Linked DNA regions of Mus musculus: region 1 is linked to region 2. A link is a loop called in an ENCODE intact Hi-C map of the cell type or tissue named here. Cell type or tissue: left cerebral cortex. All regions are shown on one strand.

Region 1 (2,500 bases), 56 kb after region 2:
CATTCACAGGAGCTGTCCCTTCAGCTTGCCTGTCAATTACTCCTTACAGTCCTGGTTTTATCTTCGCAGAGGAAGGTGGAGTTGGGGTGTAGATAAAAGATTCATTGTCTACACCTTAAAGCTTTCGAGACGGTGTTGAGGTGTCCTTGCTTTTTGAAGTAGCCACGCACCAACTTCGGGGATTCTGAAACAAACCCCCTGCAATAGAAGGAATGCCTGTCTGCTGTTGGCCCTGCAATAAGATGGGAAGAGACTTTTGTTCCTCAACACACTGGCTACGTTGCCAGATAAGAAGATACCACAGGCTTTGTATCAAAGCAGGACTGGGCTAACCTACCAACCCTGCTTTACATTTAACCATGCCAACTTAACGTCTGTGGACCTTGTTTCCCCATGGATAGGTGCATGATCTATGTAAACAGACTGGGTGAGACCCACCCCCTGGATGGTTGTGAGGTTAGATCAATGAAGAGGCAGTGCTCCTAACTAGAAAGATCCACCAATAACTCAGTAGTCCATCATCTACTCTCTAGAACAGCAAGCAATGGGCAGTTCCCAGAACAGGCCGTGCCCAAAGAGGTGGTTCATTCAGCTAGACACTGCACAGTCTCCATCATGCCCAGCTGTGTCATACAGCCTGACATTACGGAAATAGCAATGCTTTAAGCCTGGAAAGTCTAAATTTCTTGCCTCATTTATTCAGAATGTTAATGTCATCGTGACTATCTCTTCCCACAAAGAAATCCCTGGAGCATATAAAGAAGAGAGCAAAACTGTGGGGTCAAGACAGAAATGGAAAGAAAGGGCTTCCTTGTAAACTTTCACATGCACTGGTAGTCCGCTCCAGCCTTGGTGAGAAAATAATCTCCTTGTAAGTTATTACTGGTCCTGTAATTAGCCTCCAGAATATTAAACATGATACCATGAGCATCATCTTCAGGTATACCTTAGGTTGACGATGCTCTTAAGACTCAACTGAATCATGCTTGCTCAGGATTCTAATGAGCCTGCCTGCCTGCTTTTCTGCAAAGCATTACCACTGGCTTTATCATCTTTACTGTTCTTTGGTAACTATCTCCCATCACTTAGATTTTAAGATCTGCAGTATCACTAACACACACACACACACACACACAACCTGATAATATGTTTTGGTCTCTGCAAACCTCTCACACAGCCAGCCTGTCGTTGCTCATCAGTAATACCACATGCAGAAAAATCATTTTCCAAGTTGGACAAAGCAATCCATCCTGTGGGTAAACACAGTGTAATACTGAATTCACACAAGGAGGAAATAACTGGCTCTAGGGTTCTTTTCTGGGTTCGCCTGGATCATCACCAGGCTAAACGATTGCTGAAGGCTAGCTGATCAACCCCTTTGGGTCCCCTTCCCTAAGAGCTACAACTGTGCTGTCTCATTAGCTCTGCCAGCAGAGGGCGCTGACGTTCTCCTCCGGTGTCTGCTGGGTCCACAAATCAGGACAGGTTGAGACTGTAAGAACCTAAGAAAACTGGCCCTCTCTGCTGGCCAGGCTGGGCTTGGGGAAAGGGAAACACACGCTGTTTTAGTCGTGACTCTGCCTTGAAGTGGGAAGGGTGAGTGTCAGCACCGTATCTACACTGAAGAGGGTGAGACACCCATGAACCAGACACCAGTTCAAAGTTTTGGGGGGAAGCCTCAGCAAATTCAAATGAAACCTAGGATGGAAGAGAATAAGGAGTCCGCAGTTGAGGTTGAGCAGTGATGGGATTTAGAGGCTCACGTGGCTAGGGAGCTTAGAGGGGCAATATGTAGGAGAACTGAGGGAGGGGGGAAGGGCAGAGACACACATCCTCCTCTTCCCTGCTCGCCCTGGAAGAGTTCTAGTCATTGTGATTCTTTTTTTTTTTTTTTTTTTTTTTTAAGACAGGGTTTCTCTGTGTAGCCCTGGCTGTCCTGGAGCTTACTCTGTAGACCAGGCTGGTCTCGAACTCAGAAATCCACCTGCCTCTGCCTCCAAGTGCTGGGATTCAAGGAGTGCGCCACCACTGCAGGGCAGTCGTTATGATTCTTGAATAACAATGTCTTCCATCTGTTGGAGTGTGTGCATGAGTGATGAGTCAGCTTCTGTGAACTTTCCCACTGGGTGGTGGGGGTCGCACACTGAGCAGTCACCAGTCCTTTGAGAAGAGAGACTAGTCCACCCACTGTGATGGCCAGCTCTACACACAATTTGGGCCTGACGAAAGAGTGGCCGGCCCAGTGTCTAGTTGTGAATAGAACTAGAGGCCCAGCCTCTGAAGTCATAGCTCTGTCATTACAGCTGTTACTGCACCACAAAGAAAAAGAGGGGGAACTTCCAGCTTAAAACCCACTAGCCTCAGGCACATCCCTAAACAAATCCTCGGGGTATCCTGAGGCTAGCCTGGGGGGCGGGGAGTTGGGGGCGGATGGGGCTCTGGAATGGGAAGAGTGGTGGGCCATTGTTTAGCTTTTACTGTCCAAGAGAGTTCATTTATA
Region 2 (2,500 bases):
CAGGAAGATTAATGAAGCAAAGATTGCTTTGCTCTTCCCATTCCTCGTCCCATGAAAAGATGGAAACAGACAAAGGAATCACATAAACACGGGGATGGGTAATCGACTATTTGTTCTGCACGTGAGTCACCTAGATAGACCAATCTGTCTGGTCAAGAAAGCCACTACTCGGTGGCTCACATTGTGGCAAGGGCCACAGGACTTAGGCGTGTTAGAAATACAGTTCAACCCCAGGACTCTTGCAATGAGGTCACAGGTCACGTTTTAATGTTCCTTTGAACTAGCTATCTGCTAAGATGCCCAGGGACTGTGGAGACTTGTTTCATATGGGAAGGCAACAGTAAGATAGGCTTCTATAGAGAGGTGGGATTAGCTTTCAGATGACAGATTTCAAAGTTCTCAAAGAAGGTAGATCTCTTCTAGTGAAATCCCAAGAACCCACTGTGAGTCAACTGGCTGCTTTCAGCTAGTCCTTCCTTTTATGCCCTAAACACCTCCTGAGTCAGACCTTGATGTCTTGGGCCCTTGTGTTTGATCTGGTCTGGCAAACTGTCTTGACTGAGAGTCCTTCTCTCCATCCTTCATCCTACAGCCCAGCGCTTCAAGCTTCCCTCCTCACTCAATACTCACTACCTGACAATTCCTCAACCCTCTTAAACCTCCATGACATCCAGCCTGCAAAAACCCAGCCTTAGTTCAGTCTGACAATTCAATTTCTTGCTGCCCTGCCCGGACTTGTCAAAGCCCTGGGAGAAAAATATCACAGTTATGCAAGCTTGAGACACAACGGATATACATCTCCTCAACCCAGCTGCGCACTCCGGACTCCACCCGCTCAGCCTGCCCTCAGCTGTTACATACCCCTGGTGTTCTCTCCGCCCAAGCTTCACTGCCTCCTCACACTGCTCTACAGATCACCTTGCCTCCTACTTGACTGAGAAAATTGAGGCCATCAATCGAGAACTCTCTCCATTTCCTCCCCTGCCACCCACACTTCTCTATCCCTCCCAGTTCTTCCCTCTTTCCCTCCTATCTCAGTGAAAATGCCGGTCTTTCCTGTCTCTGGAGCTAATCCCTCCAGCTCGGGACCTCTCCTGCCTCTCCTCTGGGGGACTTTCACCATCAATCTCCCTCCTCTTTCCTGGATCTATGCCTCCCTGTCTGTGGGTTCTCTGCATCTAATTAACATGAACAGCTCTGCCCCGCCTTGAAATATACACCGCCTACATGCACGCACACATGCAAGTGTCCTTTTTAGTGACCGCTGTCTTCCCTTCTTTCTTTCCAAGTTTTTTGAGAAAATGTCTATGCTGTTCCTTTTGCTCCCGCTAACACCTTCCTTTGCACAGGGCTTTAGATCCCATCTCACAAGCAGAGCTGCCCCCGGTGACCCATTTCCAAAGCTGTTGTACTTGTCTCACGCCCTCCGTTGTTGGCCCAGCTTACCCATGGGCTGTGTTTTCTCACTGCCTCCTTCCAGAACTTCTCTTCAATTTTTCCTCATAAAAGATCTCTATCTACCTTTGTAGCCTTCCTCCGTAGTTTGCCTCCAGGCCTCCTGTGGCCCACCGTGCTCTCCTGTTCCCTTGACTATTTGTGCAGGGCATCCACGCACCCACTCCCGAGCCCTGGCTGCATTGCTCAGAGCCTAATTCACATGTGTTTATCTCTAGATGCTTCTACCAACTGTGGGAAGAGCCTCCTACTTGAAGACCCCGGATCCTCCAGTTGTTAGTCTTCCCCTTTGTCTGTGTCCCTCTTTCTCTTAGTCTCTATCCCAGGGAACAGATGAGTTATTTAGCAGCCTCGATAGCCTCTCATCAGAGCCAGCCCCTCTTCTGCAGTCTTGGGGCAACCTGTGCTTCCTTGGCTCTCAGCTCTCCTCATGCCTTCTTGGTAATCTGACAAATCCCTTTTCTCGCACACAAAAGTGTTCATATCAAACTCCTGCTTCATCCTCAGGCCTCCTACGAGTTTTAGATATTCATATTCCTTAGTTTAGCCTCTTACGACTCCTTTAAATCAGACCCCGGCTCATTTCTCTGGCTTAGCACTGGCTTACCCAGAAGGGACTTGCTCTCAGAGAGCAGATCCTCTCTTTCCGGTGCCCTTCTCTGCACACACCACTTCCAGGGGTCTAGCCGATGCACCCTGCCCTTGGTATTGTGTCTTGCCTTCATGGTGCCCTGGTAATGTCCTTTCAAAAGCACGTATCCTGTTCCATTTTGATTGCTGACAGGAGCATAATAAACACACAGGAAATGTTTACTGGAAGACTGAATAGTAACTGGATGAATTGTATGTATTTTAATATACCTTCTCAATAGAGTTTCTTGATTTTTTTAAATAAATGTGGCCTTTTACAGATGCAGATGGTGAAACACAGCCTTTAAATACATAGGTTTGATGCGGTGGCAAAGGCTTGAAGCCTGTTACTGTGGACACCATGTGCTCCTTTTGACAGTTCTTAAAGTTTGTTTAAATTTCCTTTTTTTTTTTT

The links. Peaks named below come from ENCODE experiments on the same cell type or tissue, not always from the same donor. Only the 100,000 strongest peaks of a DNase experiment are listed, where the experiment ranks them.
Region 1: a loop joins it to region 2, with 2.8 times the contacts of the local background. A loop is called at or near these places in 6 of 42 quality-filtered maps.

Annotation. Positions count from the first base shown.
Region 1 is chr2:76,000,528-76,003,027 of GRCm38, reverse strand. The region is part of intron 19 of Pde11a (phosphodiesterase 11A); the gene reads left to right. Among named protein-coding and RNA genes, the nearest start is that of Ttc30a1, 20 kb to the right of the region's middle. In left cerebral cortex, a CTCF peak has its summit at 1,423 (motif pointing right); DNase peaks (open chromatin) are centred at 629 and 1,438.
Region 2 is chr2:76,056,103-76,058,602 of GRCm38, reverse strand. The region is part of intron 13 of Pde11a (phosphodiesterase 11A); the gene reads left to right. Among named protein-coding and RNA genes, the nearest start is that of Gm52518, 21 kb to the right of the region's middle. In left cerebral cortex, no CTCF peak of the experiment used is centred here; a DNase peak (open chromatin) is centred at 1,150; H3K27ac peaks cover 358 bases.